Regions from separate parts of the Homo sapiens genome. Here all the other regions are linked to region 3. A link is a loop called in an ENCODE intact Hi-C map of the cell type or tissue named here. Cell type or tissue: OCI-LY7. All regions are shown on one strand. Links, peaks and the distances in the headings refer to the core of each region. The heading gives the core; the rest is flanking DNA.

Region 1 (8,000 bases), core at 1-8,000, 380 kb after region 3:
AACATATATTTATTGTACATCTAGTGTGTGCCAGGCACTTATTTAGGGGAGCACTACGATGAACAAGACAGACAGGCCTGACCTTAGGAACTTTATCTGGAATATTTATTCCAGATAAAGATGTTGAGGAAAACTGATGGGCAGTATCCCAGCCCTGTGCATCGGTTCTCTTCAACATCTTTATCTCTAATATAATGTTCATATCATATTAAGAAAAAATAGAAAACAAATGAGATTAATTTTGCAGTTTGTGTTTTTCTCTGCCATCAATTATTAAATAGTGGCACATGCTTAAATATTTTTTAAATGCAGATTTCAAGTTTCAAGGGATGGGGAAGCTATTTCAAAGAGCATAATAATTGCAGGAAGGAATACATGAATGTGTACTTCTTATTCCTAGGAATGCAATTCAGCTTCTCAAATTTCATTATACAGTATTCTTCAACCCAAAGTTTTATCTGATTTAGAAAAAGAAAAGAGGTACACATGTTCTGACAGAGTACAAGACACCTTTCCCATCCCTTACTCTTTTATGCTTCTTGCCTGTTCTCTAAAACCTTTGGCAGGTAAACATATTACTTTCAGATGAGCCAATCGCTTGGAAATGTTAATACACTTGAGGGAAGGTATGTCAACATCACTGTGAAAAAGATACCAGTGAACCATACTAATAGTCAATGACTTAGAATTATGCCTTTCCCCATATTTGCTTCCTTTTCACTATTTTTATTCACTGGTTTTTGTTCAAGTTCTTATTTATGCTTCTCTTTTTACAACTTTGCATTGTTAATAAAAATTCAGTTTTAACTATAGATGCCTTCTTCTCCTCTTGTGTTTGATTTATTGCTCCAAATGGGCCAACCTGGATGTCTATATTTCTTCCACTAAAATGCAAATAACTTACTAGGTAGAATATCCCCATGTTATTTCTTGGTTTGTTTGTTTTCTTTTTTTTGAGGCAGGGTCTTGCTCTGTCACCCAGACTAGATTGTAGTGGTGCAATCACAGCTCACTGCAGCCTCAACCTCTCGGGCTCAGGTGATCCTCCAACCTCAACCTCCTGAGTAGCTAGGACCACAGGCATGCATGTGGCCCACTACCATGCAAAATTTTTTTTAAAAAAATTTGTAGATATGGGTACTCCCTATGTTGCCCAGGCTGATCTTGAATTCTTGGGCTCAAGCAATCCTGCCTCAGCCTCACAAAGCGCTGGAATTACAGGTGTGAGCTATTGCTCCTGGCCAGTATTTGAAATAAGTTTTTTTTCTTGGTATTTGGATAGGTTTTTGCCAATCCAGAAGACTGTGTAGCATTTGGCAAAGGAGAAAATGCCAAGAAGTATCTTCGAACAGATGACAGAGTAGAACGTGTACGCAGGTAAACCAGTGTCTCTTGAAATTACTTACTTTATGAAACAATTTTGGTCAAGGAGTTCAGTGAAGATGTCTCAGGGTCTTGGAGACTGAGGAAAAAAAGTGAGACCTCTTACCTACTCCACATGACAATTACAGAAAACTGGATGTCTGAAATTGACACACTGCACTTGTATGTGTTGCCAATTTGGCAATACTGTACTTTTATGTGTACTTTCTTGGGGTTAATGACGTTGCTGTATATAGGGATGTATCAAAAGTAATGGCAGGGAGGAGGTAAAATGGGAACAGTAGATTCTTGGAGTTTTATCGTCTTTGTCCATAGGTGAGACTGTCAACTCATGTAAAAGGTTGAAGAATTAGGTATTTTTGCATAAGATTCAAAATAAGAATGTTGACACTCTGGAGGAGTAGGAACCTCTTTCTCTGTCCCTCTCCCCACTGCCATCTCTTTTTAAATATTATGTTTTAATGTACTGGGAATTCAATGAGCAATGAAAAGCAATAAGCCAAGATACGACTGGGGTATGATTGTTCCTATCACCCAGGTAGTGAGCATAGTACCCGTTAGTTTTTCAACCTTTGTCTCCCCTTCTGTACTCCCTCTAATAGTCCCCAAAATCTATTGTTGCTATCTTTGTGTTTATGTACCCAGTGTTTAGTTCCCACTTATAGGTGAGAACTTGTGGTATTTGTTTTTCTTTTCCTGTGTTAATTCATTTAGGGTACTTGCCTACAGCTGCATCCATGTTGCTGCAAAGGACATGATTTCATTCTTTTTTTTTTTTTGAGATGGAGTCTCACTCTGTCACCTAGGCTGGAGTGCAATGGTGTGATCTCGGCTCACTGCAACCTTCTTCTCCTGGGTTCAAACCATTCTCCTGCCTCAGCCTCCTGAGTAGCTGGGACTACAGGCATGTGCCACCACGCCCAGCTAATTTTCTGTATTTTCAGTAGAGGCTGGGTTTCACCATGTTGGCCAGGTTGGTCTCGAACTCCTGACCTCAGGTGATCCACCCACCTTGGCCTCCCAAAGTGCTGGGATTACAGGCGTGAGCCACCGGACCTGGCCAAAATTCATTCCTTTTTTTTTTTTTTTTTTTTTTTTTTTTTACAGCTGTGTAGTATTCCATGGTGTATACGTACCACATTGTCTTTATCCAATTCATATTGATGGACACCTAGGTTGCATTAGCCCTTTTTTGATTCTCTGTGAAAGTCTGAAGCCCCTCCCAAGATTTCTGCAGATTCCCTTATGGCATATCATCTCCAGGTTAACTCTGGATCTGGGTTCCTGCCTCTATGCATGTTTCCATATTCTGCAATTGGTTATGCTGGATGTTAATCCAGCCCTTTCATCAGTTCCCTTCAAAAATGAACTAAAAAAAATGTGGCTAAAAATAGACTTGAGTAAGTGGAAGTGCAGAGGCGTTTACACTGTGGCAGCACAAACATTTTAAGTTGTATGTTATTTCTCTGTCAGACAATGGCCTTCAGCGTCCTCTCTTTGCAGAATATGCCCCGTACCTGTACCTCCTTCACGCAAGCAATGCCCAGTGTTACACCATTTTTGAGGCTCTCCTCTAGCCCCACAGACTCTTCAACCTTTTCAGCACTAAAATTAAAAGTACCTTCTTGCTCATGCAAAACAATTCTACCCCCAAGCTATTCATCAAGCAAGAATGTTTCTCTTCTAAGAAGAAGTCTGTGCAGATACTTAGCACAAAATTTCACCTTCTATCTCACTTAGTTATATACTTCTTAATTCAGCAGCCCTGCTGAGTAAATCAGTGAGTCTTGAGAATGGGTTGTGTCAAGAATATGGATATAAAATAGTTTCAGGACAAAGAATCACTGTGGAAATTTCAAACAGCAGAACAATATCAAAGGAAAAATTATGTGTTAGACGAAAAAAAATAAAAAAAAGTGAGTGAAGCTTAAGTTTTCAAAACCACTGAAGAGACATGAAAACTTTTAAAGCCTTGTCTGGTCCTTTATGCACTTCCCCTTTTAGAGCAGGCAGCCGCCTGCATGATGCTAGTCATGGCCCTGTATTTATAAAATTGCCCAGAACTGGAAAGTGATCAGAAGCAATTAGACCCTCAGTAGTATTAGTAAGACTGAAATGAAAATCCAAGTAAGTCTCCTGTGTGAAAGCGTAACAAAAGATATTTTATTTGGGGATTTTAGATTCCTCCCTACTATTCTTTCCGACCTTCCACCCTTACTCCCTGCCCGTGGGATTGTACTTTTAGAGGAAAACGACGTTATCTAAATTGATCCGCTAGTCAGGTTGCAAATGAATGTTAGAAAGAACAATTGACCCCAGTTCTGTAAAGGTTCCGAGTCCTGGAGGAGGTGCAGCGACTGTGTGCACAGCGCCCCCTGGTGATGAGACACTGGCTTTTCCGCATACTGAGAGAAGAGCGTCTCCAACAGAGCGGAGTTTCCAGTTGTATAATGCTTTTTGAGACAGTACCTGTTTCATCGAAAAAGTGCCTAATAACACACTTTTGGAGACACTTTTCAGAGAGAGCGTTTCCAGCATCTTCCCTTTCCATTTTTAAGTTAGACTTTTTTTTTTCACCTCTCTCGTTACTTCAGTCATTGTAAAGCTGTTACGATTAGCATATTTGAACGGCAGAGCCAGAATGGGGCTACAAATGAAGTGAAAAGTATGCTTTACCGTGTGCAACAATTGTGAAAGTTAATACATACACATATGGAACAATTAACTAAAAACTTAAGGTAATATGTGTTGAAATACCAAGATATGTGACTTAAAGTCAGTTATTTGAGTTCTGGAAAGACAGAAACCAGTGATGGTTAGAAAGCACTTGACATATTTATTTATTTATTTAATACCATCTTAGCTTGTCTAGGAAGCATTCAAGACCATATACATTCAACACAAAAAGATAAAAAGAAAGTTGAAAGGCAAACAGGCCAGCTGGTGAAATACAGGGAGTCATTCAAAAGACAAAATAAAGGCTTGAGTTGGTATTTAGGGACAGGAGAGACATTTAGAATATATTCCCTTTAAAGGTAGAGAATAACCCTTCACTGAGAGTGTTCCATGGAGTCTAAGTGACACTTGCTGGGGACTCTGTCATGAGACTGGAGCATAGGCTAGGGGTTGAACTGGATGATGTCCCTCGTGGCCCCAGTGTATGAACACACATATATGGAGAGATTATTGTGTATGTATCACTGTCATTTCTTCTATTGGGATGCTATCAAAGAGCTTTAAAACTGGGTTCCTGACCCTCAGGGGTTTATAGTGTTCCCCCCCTCCCCGCCCCCAAAAGACCCACATGCATATAGGAATGGGAGAATGATATGAAGCCATGTTCCATTAGTTCCATGGAATATTTCATAAAGGAAGACCTTGAAGAGTATTAGGATTTGAAAGGAGAAAGAGGAGAGAAGTCTCATCAATTTGGGAAAATTCCTTTGTGAGAATGTGAACACATGGCTGGCTATGTGCTGAGGGTGAAGAGCTTTGGCTGAGATGAGGGCGTCAGGAAAAGCCTGCTGTGCAGCTCCTTTTGTAGTTGTTCACAGCCTGACAATCCCCAGAAGCATGTAGCAATGGCAGTCCAGGTCAGGTGGATGCTGGGATCCAAGTAATTCTGATCTGAGGGAAGGAGGCGTGGCTGTGGCCTCAAGAGCACAGAGATGGTGGGAAGGTCCGTCACAGAGCAAATATATGCCAGGGCATGTGTGTCCAAAGGAGAAAGAAGAATGGGAAAATGTAATCATGGGGAAGAAGGGTAATAGACCCAGGTAGAAAGTGGACTCTTAGGAAGACTGATGTCCACCTGGTGATAGATTTTGGCAGCTGTCCATAAATGGCACTAACGTGAAGGAAGCTGCCGCTCCAGGAAGGAGTCTGTCGTTGGAGAAGAGGGGAGGGTTAGGACGGAAGGGTGATAGTGCACTGCAGCAGGTGCTCACAGGGAAAGCTGGGGAACTGTTTGCCTGGAACAGAGTCTCAAAAGAAGTACAAAATACAGCATAAATTGGCATAAGTATGAGGGTCTGTGGAAAACAGGCCTTACTAGCATAGTGAGGAGTGTTATCTTTGAGAACATTTTGAGGGCTGACGAAAGAGAAAGAGAACTCAAAAGGGAGAATAAGATAAAGAGAAAATGAGGCTAGAAAAACATGCAGGAGCTAGAAAGGTAAAGGAACCCCTGCCCCTTGACCTTCCTTCCCTCTACCCTCATGGTCCTCTTACTGTCCTTGACTTTCTTCTCTGCTTTAACATTCCATTCTATTTGTCAACTGCGTAACACAGGCGTAGAAGTGGACATTGTTTTCCAGAGAGTCTCCTTTTTATAGTTTCTTCCTCAACCTTAAAATGTCTGTCCTTTTGGCATGTTGTGAAGGAGAACACTAACGTGCCTAAGATTGGAGGTGACGATATCTCTGTGATGCTGGGGGAGAAATCACAGGGGCAAAACAAATACTCTAGGTGTCATTGACAAAGTGGGCCCTTCTTTAATAGAAAATGGTATTCCTGTCTTTTCTTTCCCATCTCATTCTCAGTAGTACTTGTATTGCTCCATGAAAGAGAGGGCACAGGAACACTCACACCATCCTCTCTTTGCTTTTATTCTGTATTGAAGCCTTTTCAAATCATTACTTAGCTGGGCTGCTGCTGTCCTCTTCATGTCTCTATGTAGTCATCCTCTTTGTGAGACAAGCTTAGAGATAATCTAGGGAAGACAAGACAAAGGAAAGGAGAGGAGGAGAGTGACGATCGTTGAGCAGGCAATATGTAATAATTATATGCTTATTGCTATAGAAGAGAGTAACGTAAAGCAGAAATAGTTTTCATTTTGAAATACATATCAATAGCTGACAAACTATCAAATTCTCCATTTCTAGCCTAGATTCTAAAGCAATTTCTAATTCTGTAGACTTAAGGGAGGTGACATTTTAAAATTAAGTATTTTTAAAAATGTTGCTGGGCATGATGGCTTGCACCTATAAACCCAGTGTTTTGGGAGGCTGAGGCTGGAGGACTGCTTGAGACCAGGTGTTCAAGACCAGCCTGGGCAACATAGCAAGACCCCATCTCTAAAAAGAAAATTTAAAAAATTAGCCAGGCATGGTGGTGAGGCCTGTAGTCCCAGCTACTCATGATGCTGAGACTCAGGAGTTTGAGGCTGCAGTGAGCTATGATTGTACCACTGCACTTCAGCCTGAGCAACAGAGCAAGACCCCCTCTCTAAAAACAACAATAGCAATGACAACAATAATAATAAAAATGTCAAGTCCATAGTAGATGTGTTTTGTATTCGGTCTTAGCCAGAGAAACCCAAGATGCCACGGTTTGGAGCAAAACTGTGGCTAAAACATGCTTTTTGTTTTCTTCTAGCTCTGTTATAAAGAAAACATTTAGGAAATTCTCTCTTTCTCTCTTTCACCTATCCTACTTTTTGTGTGTCCTTTGTAGTTTTGCACCATCATTCCTAACGAATTTATTTGGCATTTGGAAGATAGGTTAGCAAAAATTTTACTATATTTGAAAGGCTAGTTATGTATTCTGTTATTTAGATATAAGAGCATGAGAGTCTTGATATTAAATTGGTAAATTAATTATTGGCAACCTAGTGGTTTGGGTTGGCAAGGATTCTGTCAATAATCATTTGGTAGAGTAGCAGAAGCAAAGGAGGTGTCTTAAGAAAAATCAACACCAAAAGGGTTTTCTTCCTTCGGGAGAAAGAATTTTTATAAAAAGAATCTTGAATTGCTAATTGTTATGAACCTCATAAGAAAAAAGTATTTTTATTTACAAAAATGAAATGAGTTCTATTAGATAGATGTCGTTTTGATATTCTAGGAACTACAAAATGCCTTCTGTGATATTTAAAGATACACTAAAAATAAAAAGAAACAGAAATAATGAGAGATTCTAAATAAAAGTCAAGTGGGCAAGGAAGCAAGACAATTTGAGAGAAAAAAAATAAATCTTACTTTGAAATTTAAGGATCCATTAGTGCTCAGATTTAGTTTTTAGAAGAGAGAGAAAAAAGGATACATATCTAGTATTTTGAAATTAGTGTCTTTAATAGTTATCTTTTTCCACAGAGCCCACCTGAATGACCTTGAAAATATTATTCCATTTCTTGGAATTGGCCTCCTGTATTCCTTGAGTGGTCCCGACCCCTCTACAGCCATCCTGCACTTCAGACTATTTGTCGGAGCACGGATCTACCACACCATTGCATATTTGACACCCCTTCCCCAGCCAAATAGAGCTTTGAGTTTTTTTGTTGGATATGGAGTTACTCTTTCCATGGCTTACAGGTTGCTGAAAAGTAAATTGTACCTGTAAAGAAAATCATACAACTCAGCATCCAGTTGGCTTTTTAAGAATTCTGTACTTCCAATTTATAATGAATACTTTCTTAGATTTTAGGTAGGAGGGGAGCAGAGGAATTATGAACTGGGGTAAACCCATTTTGAATATTAGCATTGCCAATATCCTGTATTCTTGTTTTACATTTGGATTAGAAATTTAACATAGTAATTCTTAAGTCTTTTGTCTGATTTTTAAAGTACTTTCTTATAAATTTGGATCATGTTATGATTTGTAACATTCACACAACACCTCAC
Region 2 (11,514 bases), core at 1,664-9,663, 180 kb after region 3:
AAACTGGAATGAAATACTACTTCACACCTACTAGAACTATCAAAATGAAAAAAGACTGACAATATCTATTTGGCTGTTGGGAATGTAAAATAGCATAATCACTTTGGAAAACAGTTTGGCAGTTTCCTATAAAGTTAAATAGACACTTATCATATACCCCAAAATTCTATACCTAGGCATATATCCAAAAGAAAACATATGTCCACTAAAAGGCTTGTACACAAATGTTCATAGCAGCTTAAAAAAAAAAAAAAAAGCCCCAAATTGGATAAAGCTCAAATGTCTGTCAGCAGGTGAATGGATAAATTGTGTTATGGACATACAATGGGATATTATCACTCAGTAATGTTGCAACACTGAGGAATCTGAAACATAATGCTGAGAAAAAGAAACCAAACACAAAACAGTATTTACTGCACAATTCCATTTAAGTGAGATTCTAGAACAGGCAAAAGTAATCCATTGTAACAGAAATATAAGATCAGTGGTTGCCTGAATGCAGAAAGAGAGCAGCTGGGTTACACTGAAAAGGCATCCGAGGGAATATCTTGGAAATGTTCTTTATTTTGATTTAAGTTGTGGTTTCATGATGTATTCATTTTTCAAAACTCATAAAACTCTACATTTAAGGTTGAATGCATTTTATTGTTTAAATGCCAACTTTTTAGATTACAAACTTAAAAATATATTGGGTCAGTTTGAGAGCTCACCAGTAGTCTACAATTGTGTATGTAAAATATAAAAATGAAATTCAAAATCTGAAATGAAATACAAATGAATGAAATACATGAATGTAAACTGTGATTATCATAAAGTGCCAGTAGCTTATAGACAAAGACTTTCTTAAAAAAGAAAAAAAGGGAACAACAAATGAAGCAGATACTTTGTTGGCATAACAATCCTATAAGTTCTTCTATGAGAATTGGTCCGTATTAGCAAAACAAAGATTTGTTGGTCCTTAAGATGCTTCATTTTGAAGAATCTGGAAGAAACCTTTACTATTGGTGCCATATCCATACTAAGAACATGGACATCATGACTTTAGAACATAGAAGTACCACCCAAATGGGTGTGGAACCTTGGGAATGGGCCCTCAGTGAGAAGTGATGCAGCTTACCTGTCAGATTCTGGATGAACTGAGAGGCAACCCACCTGGAAAAATAAATAAATTTGTGCCATTTTCTGAGTTCTGTATGTTTATGATAGGCTAACAATAAAATTGTTTTGACTCTGATAACGTACCCGCCTCATATGTCCTTTCAGCTTTAACTGAAGCCTTACACTTTGGTAAAGAACAGAAATGTGTAACTCCATGTATACAGGATAGCTTAAAAATATTTCTGATTTTAGTAATTCAGTGTTTGATATAAGTTTTCAGACTTGATTTTTTTCTACTTAAAATCATCTAATCAATCAACCACCCACCAACCAACCACATATAAAAACCAGATGCTATTTTAGGCTGCAAAGATGGCTAGTCTCCTGAACTGAAATGGTGAGCTAGGTAGTGGGAGGCTGTAGAAATTTCATTAGGAGGCTAATCAAGTTAGTGAAGAACATGAAAACTATGTTGGATAAAGAATGAATGGGAAGGAAAGGTCACCTCTTTGAAGGTCTGTCCTGTAAGAGAAAACAGAATTTTCCTTTGCTGCTCTAAAGGCTGGAAGTAAATCCAATGGGTGGAAATGACAGTGTGGGAGATTTGGGCTTGAGCCATTATATTATATGGGTTCTCAGAGGTTTTGCCTCTGCTGAAGTATTTAGAAGGAAGGGGAGAACTTACCTCACCAAAAGGTAGCTAATTTCTTCAATAAATGGCTCTAGTTGTTGACAGTGAGAAACTCTATCATAGTTAAGATAATAGAATCTTAAGAGTTTGAATTCCATCTCTGCCATGTAGTAGCTATGTGACTTTGGACATGTTGCTGAAACTCTCTGAGCCATTTCCCCAACTTAAAATGGTACTTACTGCTTAAGATTTTTGTGAATAATCAACACATAGATGATACTTAGAATAGGACCTGGAAATTAATAGGTGCATATTATATGTTAGTTACCACTTACAATTATTACCTTCCAAGGGAACTGAAGTGGAGATTTCTGTGTGAAGTGAGAGTTTGGTCAAGATGATCTCTAAAATTTTATCTGCTTCTATCTTTCAGTAGGTTCAATATTTTGGGAAGTATACTTTTCAGAGATTTGCACATCACTGGAAGGTGATACCCAGCCTCGATTGTGGGATTATCTTCCACATGAATTTTGAAATGATGATAAGCTTCATTAGGTATGATTTTGTGTATATTTTTCAGGCTAAAATGTTGGAAGATGAGGCTGACTTTTCTTTCCAACAAGTTCTTTATCTGTGTTCCTGGGTCACCTTTCATGTGATATTCTCAGTGAGGAAAAAAAAGGGGGGAAGCAATGTTCTTTTCAATTTTCTCCTAAGCATTCTTCTAAAGCATGGAGGGCACAGTTACATGCCGTGAGAGTTTATTAGAACATATTAACAGCCTAAAATAGGTAAATAAATCTCTACCCATCTATACATCAATAAATATTTATTGAACACATGTTATAACATAGGCATTGTGCACAGCATTGAAAATGATATTCATCATTTAAAGTCCAAAGCGAATACTACTTAAAAGAATCTGACCTATGTAAGTATCATTACCCATTGCTTTATGGTAAAGCACCACTCAAATTAATGATTTTTTTGTGTATGTTGGACTCAGCCAGGCAGTTCTTCTGGTCTTGATTGTGGTCACCTGCACCTTAGCTGGGCAGCTCTGCTCCTAGGGGCTAGGTTGGATATTGGCAGGAGTTATGGGGTGACTGGGCCACATAGCTCTCAGTTTTCATCAAGCTAGCCTGGGCTTGTTTGCAGAAGCAGGAGTTCGAGAGAAAGAACTGAATGTACAAGGCCTCTAGAGCCTAGGTTTAGAACTAGCACACCATCCTTTTCACCAAGCTCTGTTGACCGTAGTAAGTCACAAACCTAGCCAAGAGGTGGGGAAATATATACTACTTCATGAGAGGATTGAAAAATTCACATTGCAAAGAGCATGGATATAGGGAGGTCAATAATTGGGGCCATCAGTACAATCAATCTATGAGATACAATCATCAAATAGATGAAAAATGCTAACAAAACCCTGTTAGAGAGTCAGACACTCTGAAAGAGAGGAACCAGATTTGCCATATGAAGCTTCTTGGAGGCAATGGAAAGGAGAATTACACTGGGGATTGATCAGTTCTGACTTTTATCTAAGAAAACTGGTCAGTATTCCCAACATATATCCAAGAAGCTGACAATTGTATTACACTTTTAAAACAGCAGATGATATCAATTATAAAATTGTAGCATTCAGAATAATTTAACCAAGGGTGCCAGAGTAAATAGTCAGCAATGTGAATATTCTAGAGGCGTAAAGATTAATAATAGTGTGAGAACCAGGGACTACTGTTTACAGACAAGGAGTTAAACTCTCACAGCAGCTCTAGAGAAGACTTTTGAATTAATGGCTAATTTCAAACAAAGCATTTAATGTCACCACTTGAAATGTTTCAGTAATAATTCAAATGGTTTAATTCTAAGCCACTTATGATTAAATTTCAAATATGCTAAGGTATTATTAGGCATTTATTGGAAAAATCATTTTTCCCCCTGCAAATTAAATGTTCTTCTTTGACAATGATTCAAGTTATGATGGGGATTCTTGTTTCCTTTTAATTATAGCTCAAACACTTATATGGATAATGCAGCAATATGATCACTATTTCATTTTGGAGCCATTATTACCGAAATGCAAAATATCTCAATCTCTAACACACTCCCCCTCCTCTAGGTTTTCCTTTTAATCCCATAAAAGCATCTGTCTTTGATTTCAAGTGGAGTACCTGCTGTGCAGGATGCAATGCAAATCCAATTTGTGTGTAACAAAACCAAATGGGCTGAAATGAACTCTGCATTTTAAAGATGTTTTTGTTTAATCATCGCCATCACTCGTCTTTAATGAATGCATAATCAAGTTAAACTTCAGGCAAGAAATGGAATGGCTCTTCTTAAGACAGAGAAAGCAAATTCTTGTGATATCCCTTATTGCTGATTTGCCTCCCGTTCCCATATTGGCAGGAGAGAAATAGGAACACTCTTCAAATGCATGCTATGGCAAACTGTTGAGAACCATGGCATGAGCAGTATCACTGCTCTTTTTTTTTTTCTTTCATAGTGTTTACAGTAGAAAATGAGGATGCAAGATTCCTGGGTTCTCATTTTGACCTTTTTTCCACATCTCACATAAAATATGAGGCATAATACCGTATTTTGGAAGTTTGGAGGAGGATGTACCATGAGACATTTCTGTGCTAAATATATTTAGCCTAAATGTTGACATATGATTTCCTAATTACAGAGGATCTTTTTGACAGTGAAACTTCTGCAGTTCTTTCTTTTAGAAAGAGACTCTTACAAAGACCTCAAGGCATCAGATAACTTTTGTACAATCTTAATGCTGTTCAGATACAGATCAATTACAAACAAGGCAATGTGATGAGAAGATGTTTTATAATGGTACACTCTTATAGATCTTCTAATTTACTCATTTTCCAGATGAGAAAGCCAAGCACAAAATGTGCATTGACTAACATGAGGTCAGATGGTCAATGAGTGGGAGACTCAGAGCTGGAACACTGGTTTCTGGATCCTTAGTCTTTCCAAAGCAATATTAAAATACCACATTGTGTTACCACAGAGATGCATTGCAACAGAGATGGCAGAACTTAAAGTAAATATATTCTAGAAGGATTATTAAGTGGTAAACTGTCACCATGAACTTTGTATTCAAGGTTAGTGTGACAGTAGGGTTAGGTACTGTGTCTGAATCTCAAAATATTGTTTTCAAGAAAAAATCTAGGGATTTATGGAATGCCAGGGTGCAGATTTCTACTGATTACTTTTAATGGGATAAGAATTGGGATTGGTTTTATTTATAGCTGATTTATACATGGTGGGATTTGCAAAACTCTGAGAGACTGCTTGAACACCTGCCATTATACCTGAAATTCCAACATTGCAAGTTATTTTCAGGTGATAAGGCATGGTCTTCTATTAGGGAGAAATTCCTCTGGTGCAATAACCCTGTGGAACCAGCATCTGTTCTTTACCCTTTAATTTCTAAAGATTCACTAATTTCCTTTTTGATTAGGAACACCTCACTGCAAGCAAGGTGTTGCTACAATACTGTGATTGTATATGATGCTAAATTTTGATAATTAATGGGAAGGGTAAGGAAAGTTAGAGAATGGTGTCCAGGGCAAGACTATTAGGTTCTGCAGTGAGGTGTTGCAGAGAGCAAGGGGAAGGACCAAAACTGAGAAAGCCTTAAAGCTAGATACCTCTACTCACAACTTATTTGAGGAGGCTGCCCCTGAGTTAAGTCACTTGGAAAGCAGATAGATCAATTTATATTCCCTTGTTCTTAACCTGTTCTGCTTGTCCTTTACCCGACCTATTCACATAAGAATCTGAATATTGGGTTTAGAATAGTTTTAAAATTTCCCGTATAGTGGGGAAAAATCACAGGCATAACAATTAAATTACATTCCGGGGGAATAGCATTTATATACTGTTTTATATTGACTAAGTATTTCATCTCATATCAGAGGACCACCAAATATCTTTCAATAACATTGTTCTAGGGAGACTAAAAGACACTTGTATTCTTTCCTCCCTGAAAGATTTCAGTTCCCAAATTGTGCTAGCCAGTCAATGTGACCTCTTCACCCTCTGAAACTTTTTCATTTTTCTTTATATTGACAAAAATAAGACTTCTTTCAATAGTGATGTATTCTTTGCGCCTGAGGCCAGAAGGTCATCCATGTAAATGAGCCATGTAAACAGCCTGTTATGATCAGATTTTTTTGATGAGGGGGTGGGGGAAGAAATTAACATTACCTTGTACTTGGTTTGATGTGGTAGATAATTTTGAGCAGTAGACTGTGACCCAGGTGTCCACAAATTAGATTATTTGGGGAGCTATACCTGCCAACTGAACTCTAGATGAAGGTGCACTGGTTACCAAAGTGTCCCATGTATAATAATTTTAAAAATTATTAAAACCAGAAATCTTTTAAGGCCTTTTGCAATATAGGAGTCTCTATCAAAACCACAACGTATCTTTGTACCAATAATTCCGTTGTTATCAACCCACATGGCCACTGGATGTCCCCACTCTTCCTCAAATGCAGCTAAGGCATCACTTAACTGGCAGTTATAAAAACAATGCATTTTCCAGGGAACCTTCAGAAACATCCTGCAAGAGTTCTGGGTGTGCTTGGCAGGATTGTTTGTCCCTGGCAATAGCAGGACTGATTAGAAATGGGTAACTTAAGAGACTGAGTTCAGTGAGAAGAATTATTTGGCTCATGTCATTCTGTGTCATTGCAGATTTACTTCTGTAATCCTCTCCAATTGCTTTTTTTGTTTTTCCCTAAAAAGCTCTAAAAGGGGAGTAGCTCTGAGGATACTTCTGCTGTAATCATCAGAGGTGAAACAAGAATGAGTTGGAAAAGGTGAGAACATGGGAGAATGAGCATGACAACTTTACAACATACATGAGAAACTACTTCCTGGGAATGAAGGATAAAATGTATATGGTATTCTTTAGCATGGTGAAAGGTGTGAATTTTGATCACTCCTTTATTCTCAGCAATTGTACCTGATCAGTTATAGCCGTGCAACAATTGACTGAACACTGGACTTAAGAGTTAAGACCAGGATTTGAATCTCATTTCTATTACTTGTTTCATGACATGTGACAAGTACGCTTTGTGTCTCTGAACCTTGGGCCCTTGTCTGTAAAATGGGGTGATATAGTGCTTTCCTCAGATTTCTTGGGAAACTTAAATTATATTTTTTATATGAAAGAACCTAGGACACAGTGGTTACAGAATAACTGTCAAATTTCTTAAGAATTTGGGAGGCAATTAAAAGTTAAATAAGGATTTTATAACTTCAAAAGATCTGTGGTTTAGTTACAATAGAAATAGAAGGATTTAGTGTTACTTACAATATATTTTAATATCTATTCAGAGTTAATAAAAATTATTTAACGACATCAGCTCCCCCTTTGCAATTGTCCCAAAGGAAGAATTATACATAGCTAGTGAATGCCTCACCTAAAAAGGAAAAAAAATCCCAAAGCCTTGGAAAGTGGAACCTTCTTAAAAGGAAAGCACTACAGATACTTAGCTAATTCTTAGGATTTAGAGAAAAGGAAGGAGAGTGTGAATGAAATGAATTTCTTTACTGGTGACTAGCTGAAGTACAGAACTCTGTGCAAAGTTGAGACAAAGTGACTTTGCACCATCAATCTCTTGGCAGCGTAGAAGTCAAAGGGAGAGGACAAAGTGCAGTAGAATCTGGGTCATTTCTTCTTCACCTAGGGTCTGAAACATTAAGAGAATATGGAAAACAGGATTTTCTTCTCCTAAAAGACTCCATCAGGCTCTCAAATGAAGTTTTGTTTCTCTAATTCCATTCTACCACTAGACTATTTTATTTTCGTTTGGGGAAAACAATAAAACTTGCTTGTAACTAAGGAGCAGTCCCGGCACTCAGTTCCTGCTGGGAAAACAGTACTGGGGCTCATCTACTGGGAGAGTACTCATGCTCCCTTCTAAACACTGACTGCCAGGCTCCTAATTAATATTTCTCAAAGGAGGAAGCTAACTTTGTTTTTTGGCTATGTATTCTCTACAATAGCACCAATATCTCTATATAGATTAGCAATTTAACAGCAACAACACATCCCCACCACCACCTCCCCGCCAAAAAAAATCAGATAGTACTTCTGGCATTGGCAACTTAAATAAAAATTAACTTAGAGATACAGTCTGGTTTGAATGACTGAGAGTAAGATTCTAAATCTTTAGCTTTGGCTCAGTTGAGTCTAAACTGCTGAGAGATTTGGTAGCTCAGGAGTTGGGTGGATAAAGAAATCATCCAATTGGGGTCCATGGCCAAGGCATAACTCTTGTAAATTGGGCTTAGCTAGCCTATCGAGAGCTTTCATTGACGTTTTGTTTTTTCTAATTCCATTCTATCACTAGACTATTTTATTTTCATTTGGGGAAAACAGTAAAGCTTGTTTGTAACTAAGGAGCAGTCCGGCACTCAGTTCCTGCTGGGAAAACAGTATCCTCGCAATGTAACCATGCAAGGTTCTGCATGCAGGAAAGTGCAAGCTCTGCTGCCTTTAAGATTCTTGTACCCAAGACACAGACATGAGTTTACCAAGAACTGGGATAAAGTCTCATTGATGTTTTCCTTTTTTGGAAACTTATCCTATGTCCTGATTATAGTTAAACCCTTTTACTCATTCAATAACTGCCAACGGGAAAAGAATATTTCCCATTGCAATAAAAATGATGCAGTTGAAATTAGTTTTTCAGTTTGGGTACTAGCTGGGCTTTGTCTGTCCAAACTGTCTCTTCATGTCCTCATGTGTTCTACCTGCTTATAATTTGGAAGATGGCTAAATAAATAAATAAATAACTAAGGAAAGGGCCAGAATAAAACTGCCAAGCAAAGTTGGCTCTTCTGTCTGAGAAATGAACTTCAACCTAATTGGCCCTAATCAGTTGAATTACCCACCACAAAAGTCTCAATTGAGCTCATTTTTTGTGCAGCAAATTCATTCACAGAGCTTGTTTACAGTACAGCGTCTTGGGCCTCATTCCTAGAGATTTTGATTCAGTTGATCTAAGGTAGGACTCAAGAATCTGTACTTTTAATAATCACTACCTGTGGCTCATACTCAGATGGTTCTTGGAACAAACTTTGAGAAACATTGGTGAATGATGTCTGAGTCATTTGAATTAACTAGAGAAGACTAGTCAGGGTGCTGTGAGGAAACAAAGCTTTACGTTCCTCCTAAGGGAAGAGAGGTGATGAGACAGGGATACTGGGGGTAGAGAGAGGCAGCGAGGAAACAAAATTGGCTAAGTGTCTGTAGTATTGATTGCTGTATTCACACATCCTGGGAGATATATGAAAATTTCCTTTCACCACCAGATAACTACTACCCAGTATGCATTTAGGACTGTGGGCCACACATAGTTTGGAGGTTAGAGGGGCCAAGAGCATGGACTCTAGGACCAGCCTAAGTTTGACTTTTGGCTCTGCCACTTATTAGCTATGTGACTCTGGCAAAATGATTTAATCGCCAAGTGGTTTTGTTCCCCTCATCTGTAAAATGGGAATGATAATAGTATTTGTCTCATAGAGTTGTGAAGTTGAAACGAATGAATATAAGTAAAAGTGCTCAGAGCAGTGTCTGCTTAGAAAGTGCTAGATAAAGGTGAGCCATTACTACTCTTTTAATCGATGCTTGGCTGGGAAGGACGAGGATGCAGGTAAAGCTGGAAAATGAGGCAAAGGGGATGAGGTCACTCTGAAAAGAAGGAAAAATGTAGAGCTTGTGAGGCCTTAAATTTTGCCAAGCCATTTTGTGACTAGACTTCAGTTATTTAAAAATATCTCTATCTTGTAAACTTCTCTGTATTGGAACTTCTGCATTTTCAGACTTTGTTTTGGATTTTGTTTTGCTTTGCTTCTTGGGGAAGCCTGTATGAAAAATATCAGCATTAATATAAAGGAATTAGTACCCCAGATCATTAATTCTTGGGCTTCAGAGGGTTTCTGAAATAAAAGTTTACTTGTACTAGATATTTAAGTGCGTTTATGGATCTTAGGTAAAAATATTTGCCCCACCAAATTCTGTAAGAGTACTGGGACACCAAAAGGTTAAAAATCATCCTCTAGGAACCAGCTTCTTTGTGGCTTCTTTCTGACCCCACTTTCTGTGACTCCAGAAGAGCTGGTACTCAAAACAAGGGTAGTCTTGACCCCGCTCCTCTGGAATCATTTGGCCATGTCTTGAGATATGTTTGTTATCACAACTAGGTAGTGCTAGTGGCATCCAGTGAGTAGAAGACAGAGATAGTACAAAAAATCTTAAAGTGCACAGGACAACCACCCCCAACAACGAATTATCCAGTCTAAAATGTCAGTATCGTTGAGGTTGAGAAGCCCTACCTTAGAGGTAACATCAGCAGAAGTCCAACTGAATACTGGGGGCAGGTCTGGTGAAGCTGAGCACTTAGAGGGGGAGGAGTAGCAGAGCTGGGGACAAGAGAGATCATTATTCCATGAGCAATGGTATGGGCTTCCTGTCAGTGCTATGCCAGATGCCAATGGCAACTTATCTTGGTGAATGTAGGAGATACTCCTACCAGAACCCTCTTTGGGTCTTCATGACTTGGTACTACAGGGGCACACTCTTACCATGTTGAGTCTCACCACTTACTCTATTCATAGATCAGATGTCAGGCTCACTGAAAATTTGGATGTTTGATTCAAAAGCAGACACACTTAAATTCTTTTTCTGTAGCATAGACTTTATCAGGGGAGACATTTCCTCACGTGGGTAATGAGGTCCCTATAATAATTAGCACTAATTGAGATCCAGGTAGGCAGCTTAAGTAGAAAGGCTGACAACTAAATCACTCATAGTGGTGACCCAGGGGACTAGTCTCATAGGTCCTCATTTAGTCAGAAAGAAGGAGGCAGAATTCAGTGACATTAGTAAGTTTTCAGGAAGGATTACATTTGTTATAAACAATTAGCAAAATATTTATTTGAGCTAAATGCTGTGAACGAAACACACACATACACATACACACACATATACACACTTCTCTCAAGAAGAGTCTGATCTTTATCTCATTATATAGAGAGATCAAGAGCCAGCAGGATTATTCTTTGAATAATATATAGGTTCTGTCTAGTAGCCTGGGGACAAGATCACATGGGTCCCAGTTGTGTCCCTAGAGTGTCTTTCTGTGACTCTCACTTAACTTTTCTACAGTCTCTTCATCATTAAAATGGCCTAAACCTTTATTATTTTCTGTTCTTTGGAAGCCCTTCCTTACCTCTGGAGAACTACATTTGAAGGTGAGGCTGTATCACAGAGGGCTGTGTAATTTAAAGAGCTGCAAGTTCATTAACTTTCTAGAGTTATATCCTAGTTTGTAGGATAAATAGAATGGGTGTGAGAAAGAAAATCATGAAAAAAATTCCTTTTAGATGGATCACAGATTAGGAAAAATTCAGTGAAAAAACTGGAAGAGGCCTGCTTTGGAAATAAGGTGTACACTGTTTAGACCTTAGCTTTGTCGTACAGACCTAGGGAATAGAAGCCCATGAAAGTTTGCAGGATTTTGACAGTTTCTCTCCAATCTTTCTGCTGAAAGTATAGAATAAGGAGTGATCCAGATTGCACAGGGGTGAATTTTCCATAATCCAGGACTAAATGTGGCAGATGCCAAATTTATGAGTGTTAGTAATCTTCACCCTGTTGTTCTTGGGATTTTTCCATGAGGAGAGAAAAGAAAGAATTATCTGGATTCTAGTTCCAGCCTTGCCACTACCTAAAAAAAAAAAAAAAGTTT
Region 3 (11,514 bases), core at 1,514-9,513:
AATTTAGTATCTTATATTTCTGAATTACCTTGGAACAAAGAGCAATTTAGAGATCATTTTTAGTGTATTATACAAAATTTAGTATCTTATGTTTCTGCATTACCTTGGAACTTTTCATTTTATGCAGCTTTTTTCCCCTAGAAGAATGAAAACCAGGTCCTAGGATTCTAATGCCCATCTGTCAAGTGAGTAGTTTGAACTAGAAGGGAGTTGACATCCTTCTACGTTCTGAGTTTTGACGAATCTGTTGCTCGAAGCACTGCAATGTATTTCCCTGGGAATATGTTGTAACTGCAGTGAGTGTACACGTGCATGCATGTGTGTGTGTGCTGGGATAGAGGCAGAAAATTTTGAGGAAATACAGTTTTATTCCACGTATGAAGACATGACTCCTCCTCTCTGTTCTATAACTGACCCACAGTAAGATTTGGAGCAAGTCATTTATCTCTCCACATCTCACTTTTCTTTCTTTCTTTTTTGAGATGGAATTTTGCTCTTATTGCCTAGGCTGGAGTGCAATGGCGCAATCTCAGCTCACTGCAACCTTCGCCTCCCAGGTTCAAGTGATTCTCCTGCCTCAGCCTCCAGAGAGTAGCTGGGATTACAGGCATTTGCCACCATGCCTGGTTAATTTTTTGCATTTTTTTAGTAGAGACGGGGTTTCACCATGTTGGCCAGACTTGTCTCGAACTCCTGACCTCAGGTGATCCACCTGCCTTAGCCTCCCAAAGTGCTGGGATTATAGGCGTGAGCCACTGCACCCAGCCTACATCTCATGCTTCACATGGGAAGTGTGGAGGTAACTGCAAATTGTCTCACGATGGATGGTTAAATAGCGTGTGGAGAACACTGAGCATTTTTGAGGGAAGAGGCTTTGAAAACGTAGGGGATTTCTCATCCTTTAGAGTAATTATTCCTCATGAAAAATTTTTTGGAAAGGGCATCTGTTGAACTTATTGCTTCACTTGTAATTTCCTCTGTGTATGTGGTCTAGCAGCAGTTATAATAACTCCATACCCCACCATTGTCCTTTCCTACCAACATAGGGGAAAACCTGCTCATTCGTTTTTCCATTGTTTGGCTTATTTGTATTGAAAGGAAAGTGTCAGCTGAGTTTGTTAAAGGACATAATTTGAGATTGACTGGGTTACATTTCAGCCATCAAGCCACTTTGATTAGCATATGTCATTCATCTAGTTTCTGAGGTGTCTATCATGGTACTGTCAAAGTCCTCAAAACGACCTAAACACTAATAATGCTTCTTTGTGGTTTCTATGGCTTGTGTTGGAGTGAAGTGGTCTATTTTTTCTTATATGTAAGACTGGCAAATTCTAGTTGTGCTTTCATAAGTATTAGGACAGTGCTTGCTATTTTTTGTTCGTTAAAGTTATTTTTGGGTTTCTGGAAGTGTATAAGGGAAAATATGGGAAGCTAGTATTGAATGATTAACTGCCTACTAAATGCCTGGTTCTATTCTAGCAACATATATTATTTAATCATCACAAAAATATGTGAGCAAACTGAGCCTCCCTAAGTAATTAGGCTTAGAGAAATCGAATAATTCCTAAATGTTTACACAACTAGCAAGTAGCAAAAATGTCTTATCTCAAGAGTCTGTGCTATTCAAAGTAGCATGGGTTCTTAGCTTAAAAACAAACTTGTTTGTGATATATAGTAAGCCGTTTCCCCCAGACTGTTTTTTTAGGGGCCCAAAGAGGTTTTATTTTATGTTCTTCAAGGAACATAGATCATGGTGTCCTCTGCTTTTGTAAGTCCCTCTGTAATCTGAGCCTGATAAGCACTGAATAATAACAGGAACACCATCACTGCTGCCACCAACAACTTTGAAAACAGGAACTGACATTCCTTGAGCATGAACAATGTGCTGGATATTGTCCTTATCTATTCGTGTGTGTTAACCTGTTTGAAAATAACTCCGTGAGGTGTGCATACTTCTATCATTCCCATTTTGTAAATGAGGAACATGGGACAGGTTTAGAGTTAAGTAACTTACCCAAATCAAACAATAAACTAGTAGTAAAGTTGGGGTGTGAATCCATATACTCAGGAGAATCCACATTTTTGTCTACAATACTATACTTCTTCAGTAAATATTCATGAGTTGAAGAAAACCAATTCTGATTAAGTGAAGCTGAAAGGGAATTTATTATATTAGGAAGACATAAAGAAGCTCACTGAATAAGTAGGAAGCCTTGCTTGGAAAAAAAGCAGGACCATGAGGGAATAAGGAGCAGAGAACACAGTCAGATTGTGCCACAGGAAGAGCTTGGGCCCAGGGCCACTGCTGGTGCTGCTCCTACTGGCCAGCACAGGTACCACACTGTTGGCTGGTGGCTGGCCCCTGGGACACTGGACTTTTGGATCTCCTGCTATTGCTGATGCCACAATAATAAAGAAAATATCTAACTATTCTTTCATCTTTGCCTCACTCTTTAAGATTCAAAGGCCTGAGTAGAAGCAATCACTTGATAGAGCCCAGGTCACATTTTAAAAAGACCAGATTTGGTATAACTTTTGATTTAATTGTTCTGATATATTTTGGGCAGAATGGTAACAGAAAGAAATGACAACTTTCCACCTGTTGAACCTTAAAGATTAAGATATTTTCTCAGAAAAACTTGATCCTGTTATGTGGTAAAATAGGCCAGTAAAATGATTTTAGAAATTGGCAGTTAAAGAATGAGAAGACATTGGTTGCATATTTGTAAATCCAGTTATGCTCTAAGTGACCACTTGCAGTTCATTCTGTTTGGATCATGGATTAAAGAGTATAACTTCCAAATGACTGAATCATAAAATACCTCTGGTTTTCGTGGTTAATTTTAACTATACTTCAAGAAATTCACTTGGCATCAGAAGGTAGTACTCTAGAAAAAGGATGGTGTTTTTTTGTTCACAAATATGGTCGTGATCAGTGTTTTAAGAATTTGTTTTACAGGCCAAAGTTCACTTTAACAACTGCTGTAATAAAATACTTTCCAGCCTTGTCTGATGGCTCACTGATTGTAAGCAGTAATCCAACAGAACTTTGGTTACTGGAACTGGGTCAGGCCATGAAATAAGATTTGACTTTTATAACACAACACTTAGTGGAAATTCATTTTACTAGAATTCTGAACTTAATAATTAAACTTTTTGAGTGCTTATAACATGTCAGGCAGTATGCAAAGTACTTTGTATATCTCTCTCTCATTCCTGGTAACCCTGTAAAGTAAATATTATTGACACTTTAAGGATGGAGCTGATGCTGACAGAAATAACTTGCCTAAGGTCCCACAGGAAATGATGGAGTTGGGTTTTAAATCTGCATTTGTCCTACTCTAAAGCCTGCTTTTAATGACAACACTATTTTGTGGAAGAAAATCATTAATTAAATCACAAGTTAACTTGGATTAGCGTTCTTGGATTTTTAGATCAGAAGATTTTCCTTGTCACTTGTTCTTAGAAAACAAGTTTCTTTTTTTAGATTCAATAACTTAAGAAATGTCATTCCATCCAATTCATTCTCTGAATTAAAAGAATATAATTTTTTTTTTCGCTCCATAGTCTATTACTATTTTTAACATTCTTACACAGGTTGTCATATTGGAGGCATAAGTAGGATGATTTTCTCCCAGGTTAGGTAGATGGGCAGGGTAAGGTAGGTGGTGTGGCATCTCAGATCATCCCTAGTACTCAGAACTGCACGTTATTAAGGATCTGTGAAAATAGTCTGTTCTTTATTGAACCTTCTGTGGGTACCATCTCTCAGTGGTAACAAACTTTCTAAACTTACTGAGCATCTTGGAATAGAATATTTGCTTTCATTTCTCTTCATTTTTCACTTCTGAGCTTCAAGTTCATGTTTTCTGTGATTGAGAAGGCAAGCTTTATTTGGCTGTTATAACTTGTGGTTTTAACTGAGACTAATTTTTCATTTTTCTAAATGTACTTTACTAAGCCTGTGAATTATAGAACTCTCATTTTAGCTTTAAGAAATGCTTACCCCAACCCTTATTATGAATGTTTCCCTCCTGCTTGGTTTACTCTGTATGTTTATAAAACTACTTCCTATGGGCCGGGCACCGTGGCTCACACCTGTAATCCCAGCACTTTGGGACGCTGAGGCAGGCGGATTACCAGATCAGGAGATCGAGACCATCCTGGTTAACACGGTGAAACCCCGTCTCTACTAAAACTACAAAAAGTTACCCAGGCGTGGTGGCAGGCGCCTGTAGTCCCAGCTACTCGGGAGGCTGAGGCAGGAGAATGGCGTGAACCCCAGAGGCGGAGGTTGCAGTGAGCTGAGATCACGCCACTGCACTCCAGCCTGGGTGACAGAGCAAGACTCCATCTCAAAAACCAAAAAACAAAAAACAAAAAAACCTACTTCCTATGAAAGATACTCAAATACAAAGGAAAGAAAAAGCCTTGGTCTTGTTACCATGGCAGTAGCCTGAGTTCAAGAAATGATAGTGGCCGGCCTGAAAAAGCCAAAATTCACTAGTATCATTGACAAAAGACTTAAATAATTTTTTAAAGATTTAATACACATGATTTTGGTCTAATTTGCTTACTAAAATCCTGCTACCTTTCATGTAAAATGTTACCTTGAATATGAAATATGAAATAAATCTGGGCCCAATGTGGAACCCTCCAAAGCCAGATGTGGTACTGGGGTCATGGGCTCAGGGGTTAACAGATTTAAGGCAGCATCTCTGAGCCTCCCTGCAGAGATGGCTTTGTACACATGCGTCCAGCACTACCTGGCCAGGCCTAACACTTTTTAGTCAGATATATAAACATACTCTGGCAGGCAGTGGGGCAAGCTGCTGTGTCTTTATTGTCATGAACATAACTCTCAAGAAAGGTGTGCTTTATATCCAACCAAAGAACCTATTACTTGTGAATGGAAGAATTAATAAGAACCTAAGATTTTTTTTTATTACTTTGCAAAGGGGTACACCACTGTATGTATGGTAGCTACATTTGTTTTTTGTTGGAAGCAACCATCATATGGACAAGACAGAAATTATTTATAATTTGCATGTCATTATGATATTTAAAAAGCTCTATGTCTCTGGACCTCAGGCCAGGGCTTAGAAACGGTTTCATGGTAGCAAACTAAGCATTCCTTGTAACAGGATGTGAACTGCAACAGAATGCTCCAGGCAATGTTAAATTGGGGTGATTTTTAGAAAGTGACAAATGTTTTATGTTTCCTAAATGTGAAATGGGTTCCACCAGCTCTAAACGGCTGCCAAGTTATGTTATCACTTGCCTGCTTTGTAACTGCCTCAATTATTTTCTTCCCCAGCCCTGTATGATGAGATTCGTCAGTTTCGCAAGGCCTGTGGGGAGGCTCATCTTAAAACTATATTAGCGACAGGAGAACTTGGAACTCTTACTAATGTCTATAAAGCCAGTATGATAGCAATGATGGCAGGTAAGTGTTTTATGTTCAAATAATGTTTTCTATTGAATTGATGTTTTTAGGAGAAATTAAGTAAGTGAAAGCATTTAGCTATTATTAAACGTGCTAACCACTTGGAATTTTTTTGCGGGAGGAATCGGATATTTTGTAAAAACATGTTCAATGTGAAGTGGTCAAAAACTCCTGGCTTTCTTCCACATTTTTTTTTGTGTGTGTGTGGCATTTCATTGCTGCACTATGCTTATAAGGCAGTAGATGGCTCTCTTGTTAGTGAATTGCCTTCTGTTTTATTCTTTGATTATTCACTCATCAACATATGTTAGACAGGAATTTCTTTGACTTACTCCTCTCTGAATTTAAGCTTTTCATTTATCTCAGAGATATATATCCATACTATCTGAGACAGCCTCTGCTTTTGTTTGTGTTAATGTTTTAAAATTTAGTGCAGTATCATTGATTTTTATACTTTCAAATATAAGTTGACTTATTCTTTATCTCTGTGAACAGCAGGTCTATCCATTTAGACATCCAAGCTTGCAGCCTAGGAGTCATGCTTGGTTCTTTCTTTTTCTCACCTCACATAAATCAGTGAAGAAGCCTTGAGAGTTCTCTCTAGACCTCTTTGCTGTGTCTGACACATCTTCCCTCCATTCTAAGTGCTGCTGTCTTAGGCCACCATCCTCCTCCACAGGGATTACTTCAGCTGTTCCCCTGTCTTCCTGACTTTTGTTCCCCTCCAATCTGTTCTCCACACTGTCACCACAATTTTTTTTTAATGCTAATTTTATTATGGTACTGCTTGCTTAAAATTCCTTCAGTGGTTTCCCTTCATCTTTATGGTAAAGTGTACATTCCTTGATTCTTATTTTAAAAAGGTCCTTCCTAAGACCCTGGCTGTGCCTCTGCTGTGTCATTTTCCCTTCACACCATGTTCTCCAGCCAGGTAGAGTTACTTGCACTTCTCTGCAGATGGTGCCATCCAACCTTTTGAGTCTTTGTACGTTCTGTGCCTCCTGCCCGGAATGCCTTTTGCCCAAATAACTCCACATCTTGGGGTTCAGCACAGGTACCACCTTTTTCAGGAATTATTTCCCCTGACACTGCTTCTCCCCCTGCTGTTTGGCCCATTATCTCCTCTGTGTGTCCCCACGGCATTCAAGTAAAAGCCCTATCATATAACTTATCACATGACATTGTGATTGAGTGTTGAATTTCTAGGTGTCCTTCTAGGGGCCCTATATTTGGATGAAGATACCTGGTTTCTCTGGTCTTGAATCTGGGCCAGCCATATTCTTGTGTACTTCTTGAGTGCTCTGTCAGGCCTAGTAGATCATTCCTTGGAACTCTACTGAAAATCAGCCTACTAGTCAGCAATGGTGCTGTTGCTCTGGGCACAACTGCTGTATCTAGAAAATATCTGCAGTTGTTATCTGAGAGCAAAATCTCAGAAAAACCTAAGGATGAGAAGGGATGGAACACTTTGAACAGTTGTTCATCAGTGATGTTGGCATTTCAAAGATTCACAGTAGAAGACTCACTGTGCCTCTTAGGAACCTGGGAAAAGCCCCTTGGAGGCTACTTGGTGTACAGGTAGCCCCCCTTTATGCTGCTTGCCAGCACAAGTGATTGTTAGCCCAGGTAACAAAGTAAAAGTTTGGAAACGAATAACAGCAGCCACTTATAGGACATACTTTGTGGTAGCCACGCTGTTGGTTGTGCACATGGAGCTGAGATACTCCTCAGGGTCACATCGGAGCCAATCTTGTGATACCTGTTACCCCAGCTGTTATCCTGGTCACAATGAAAGTGTATTCATTCTGGGAGGTCAGCCAACCCTGTCCTACGCACAGCACCTACTACTCATGATACAAATGTGGTATTAGGTCATCACGCTTTGGAAGCTGTGTCCCACCCTCCACCCATCCTGTCCACAGAAAAAAATGTGATTATAAACATGTCCCTTTATTTCTTCCTGTCTGCTTGTTTCTCTGTTCATGTTGTTTATCCACTTCATTTCTTCATTTAAGCAGTGTTTGTTGAGCACTTAGTATGAGTAATAAAACCGTATTCATGGTGTGCTTTACCAGGTACATTGAAACAATATTCCTTCGTCCTCACATCAGTCCTGGAGTGGAAGAAATCTAGGATTGTGTGACTTGTTTAAGGTCACAAAGCTAATAAATAACCTGTATCACTATTTGAACACTCTGGTCTTCTGGCTCCAGATTTATTGCTTTTTCACTTGTAACATGGCTATTTCCCAAGGCACACACTAGATTTTATCATGAATGAAAGACACAATCTTTGTGAGGCATAATATATGAAAGCATGTAGCATACTTCCTGGCCTATAGTTTATACTTCCTACTCTGTTAAGAAGGTATATAATAGAATTGAAGTATTCTTTGATGAACTTGAAATATTTTGAAATATTTTTTATATTCTTGTCCCAATTTTATATGTAACTTGCACAAACTAATCTCCCCAAAAGTAATTTACAAATTTCTGACTAAATTCTGTATTCTACTTCTGTGGTGGTATAAAAAATTTTTTCTTAAATCAATTTCATTGAGGCAGATTTGCATTCAGTAAAATTCAGGTGTTAGATAGACAGTGTGATGAGTTTGGCAGTTTGCAAACACCTGTAACCACTACTCCCTTCAAGACACAGATCATTTCCATCCTCCTAGAAATATCTTTGTGTCCCTTTATAGTCGCCTCCACTCAGCTCACCTGCTGTCCCCGCTGCAACCACTTTTCTACTTTTATCACCATGCTTAGCTTTGCCAGTATTAGAACATTATCTAATCACATAGTGTGAACTCTTGGGTGCTTTGTTTTTGGTTTGTTTTGCCCTCACTAAAAATAAGAGATAAGAGATCTTAAGGAGTTTGCCTAGAAGTATTTCACTGTGTAAGTATACTGAGTTGCTAAAATTGTTGGCATAATGTTGTTTATAATATGTTCTTCCATTCTGATATCTGTGGGATCTGTAGTTATATCTCTTTCTTTATTCTTGATATTGGTCATTTTTGTTTCCTTTCCTGTTGTTGTTTTTGCTTTTCTTTCCTCCTCTGCTTGTTCATGCTAGGGCTTTGCCAATTTTATTAATCTTTTCAGAGAGCCAAGTTTTTATTTTGTTGTTTTTTTTTCATTACTTTTCAGTGAAAGTTATTTTCTAATTTCCCTTGTGATCTCTTTTGTTATTTAGAGTGCTATTTACAATGAGATATTTACTTTCCAAATATTTTGTGCTTTTATGGATATCCTATTGTTGCTTTATAATTTAAGATTTTGTTATCCTCAGAGAGTATCCATTGTAAGAATCTTTTGTCTTTTGGAATTAACAGTTATTTTGTAGCTCATTTTATGGTTGTATTTAGTTATATGCTTCAAGTGCACTTAAAAGAATGTGTATTTCAGATGTTAGAGCAAATGTCAGATCGAATTGGTTGATAATGTTTTTCAGATCTAGTTTTGTTTTCTTTTTGGTCTACTGGTTCTGTTTATTACTAAGAGAGTGTTAAAGTCTCCAAACATGATTGTGGATTTGTCTGGTTATCCCTTTCGTCTGTCAGTTTTTTCATCATGTATTTTGGAGCTCTCTTATGTATATATACCTTTAGGATTGTTATGTTTACCTGTTGAAGTAGCACATTTGTCATTATGAAACGTCCCTTTTTATCTCTGATACTAGTCCTTGTCTGAATGTCTACTAATGATGTTCATCTGGCCACACCAGCTTTCTTGTGTTTAATACTTGCATGGTATATATTTTTTTCCATCTTTTTATTTTCAACCCATCTGTGGCTATATATTTAAAATGTATCTCTTGTAGGCATTTCTTTTCTAATCTATTATGACAGTTTCTACTTTTTAGAGTGTTTTATTCATTTACATTTCATGTAATTGATATAGTAGGAGTTAAGTCTGTCATCTTGCAAACTTTTTCCTGTTTGTTTGAATCTATTTTTGGTTCCTCTTTTCTTGCAACCTTTTGGGTTCATTAGCTATCTTGTAACATTTTGTATCTTCTGTTGGCTTTTTATCTACAGACTCTTTGCACAAAATTTTTAAGTGGTTGCTCTAACAATGTGCATCCTTAATTTTTCACAGTCTACTTGGAATTAATGTTGTTTCACTATACATGTCACAAATGGAAGAACCTTACAACAGTTTAATTTACATCCTCATTGGTTCTTTGAGTTATTTTAATGTTCTTTTCTATATATATTACAAACCTCTTACTACAATGATACGAATTTTTAACAGTCACTTGTCTTTTGAGGACATTAACAAAGAAAAAACTAAGATAAGCTAGTATTTTATGTTTTCCCTAAATGTATCACTTTAGTCTTTATTTCTTCCTATAAATATGAGTTTCCATCTTGTATAATTCAGTCTGGGAAACTTCCCTGGGTATTTTTTGCAGTACAGGTCTGCTGATGATGAGTTCTTTCTGGTTTTATTCGTCTGAAAATGTCTTTATTTCACCCCCATGTTCTAAGGATAGTTTGCTGAATATAGAGTTCTGGGTTGAGCATTTTCTTGTTTCAGCCTTTAAATAAGTCATTCCATTTCTTGGAATCCCATTTCTTCTTGTTTCCTTGTATGTAATATCTTATCTTACTCTAGCTATGGTCAATCAATATTTTCCTTTTGTCTTTTTTGTTTTCCCAGTAATTTGACCACAACCGACCTAAGTATGGTTTTCTTTGTATTTATCCTGAACTTTTCTGAGCTGCTTGGATTTGGAGGTTGATGTTTTCTAACAGTTTAGGACGTTTTCAAAACCATATATATGTACTTTTTTTTTTTTTTTTTTTTTTTTGAGACATAGTCTGGCTCTGTCACCCAGGCTGGAGTGCAATGGCGTGATCTCAGCTCACTGCAACCTCCACCTCCCAGGTTCAAGTGATTCTCCTGCCTCAGCCTCCTGAGTAGCTGGGGTTACAGGTGTACACTACCACGCCTGGCTAATTTTTGTATTTTTAGTAGAGACAGGGTTTCACCATATTGGCCGGGTTGGTCTGAAACTCCTGACCTCAGGTGATCCGCCTACCTTGACCTCCCAAAGTGCTGGGATTACAGATGTAACCCACTGTGCCCAGCCTAAAACCATATTTTTAAATGCATCTTCTACCCCATTCTATTGGTCTTTCCTTCTCGGACCCCAAGTACATGAGTGTTAGACTATTTGATATTATCCTATAGGTTACTGAGGTCCTGTTTGTTTTATTTTTAATCTTCTTTTCTCCTCTGTTCTCCTGATTGGTTACATGGATCTTTATTCAAGTTCTTTTGTCACAGGATCTTTAGGGTGTCGCTTTGCCAGTCAGAAACCTCCGTGCACTTCTGCTTGAGTTTTGCTCCTGGTTGCTGGACTTGTTCCACCCACTTGGCCCGGCAGGCTGCACTTGGCTCACACTGCTGGCCTGGGTCGCACAGCTGCCAAGGGCAAGCCAGGCGCGGAGTGGCAAGGGATGTGTGAGTGAGTGCACGCGGGGTCCAGCCACTGTGCACAGCCAGGCACATCAGCTGCGGCAGGGTGGGCAGCTCCAGGTGCAGACTCCATGCGAGGCTGTGGCTGGACCAGACGTACCACAAGCAGCTTCTGCTGTGGGCACCAGCATCTGGACAAGGGGAACACATGGTGCCCAAAAACTTGGAGACACCAGGAACCACAGAGCCCCAAAGAGGGTGTTACAGCATGTCACAGGCCTAGCTGGGGGAGCCCTGAGTTCTGGGCTCCCAGAAGGGCCGCAGCTCCTTCTTCCTTCTCGTTACCTGCAATGTGGTGAGTCGGGGGCATGTTTTAGCCCTGTTTGTGTTACAGCTCTTTCAGTCCCGCCATTTGGTGGGTCCTGAGTTCTTGTCCTGTGTCCAGGAAGAAAGAAGTACTTGGACAACTGGAGGGTGAGCAAGGCACAGAGGAGCTTCATTAAGCAACAGAACAGCTGTCAGGAGACCCAAAGCAAGTAGCTCCTTTCTGCAGGCAGGTCATCCCAACAAGTGTCCAGCTCTCAGTAGAGAGGAGACCTGTAGTGGGTAGCTCCTTTTTGCAGGCAGGTCGTCCCTGTG

Evidence for each region. Hi-C counts contacts between places; a loop is a spot of excess contacts. Peaks named below come from ENCODE experiments on the same cell type or tissue, not always from the same donor. Only the 100,000 strongest peaks of a DNase experiment are listed, where the experiment ranks them.
Region 1: a loop joins it to region 3, with 6 times the contacts of the local background. A loop is called at or near these places in 14 of 110 quality-filtered maps.
Region 2: it touches region 3 in a loop (5-fold over the local background); 3 of 110 quality-filtered maps call a loop at or near these places.

The regions. Positions count from the first base shown.
Region 1 is chr12:16,356,323-16,364,322 of GRCh38, forward strand. It overlaps MGST1 (microsomal glutathione S-transferase 1), which reads left to right. Exons shown (of 4, transcript NM_020300.5): 3 at 1,283-1,377; 4 at 7,473-8,000. The coding sequence ends at 7,719. Among named protein-coding and RNA genes, the nearest start is that of MGST1, 13 kb to the left of the region's middle. RefSeq lists a silencer at 3,573-3,867. In OCI-LY7, for the core only: CTCF peaks have their summits at 3,762 (motif pointing left) and 3,961; DNase peaks (open chromatin) are centred at 3,389 and 3,749.
Region 2 is chr12:16,159,396-16,170,909 of GRCh38, forward strand. The region is part of intron 1 of LOC101928362 (a long non-coding RNA gene); the gene reads left to right. Among named protein-coding and RNA genes, the nearest start is that of SLC15A5, 110 kb to the right of the region's middle. In OCI-LY7, for the core only: CTCF peaks have their summits at 6,219 and 6,437; a DNase peak (open chromatin) is centred at 6,236.
Region 3 is chr12:15,976,991-15,988,504 of GRCh38, forward strand. It overlaps DERA (deoxyribose-phosphate aldolase), which reads left to right. Exons shown (of 9, transcript NM_015954.4): 6 at 5,318-5,446. Among named protein-coding and RNA genes, the nearest start is that of DERA, 71 kb to the left of the region's middle. In OCI-LY7, for the core only: CTCF peaks have their summits at 2,326, 5,701 and 5,914; DNase peaks (open chromatin) are centred at 5,681 and 8,121; H3K4me3 peaks cover 2,234 bases; H3K27ac peaks cover 4,161 bases.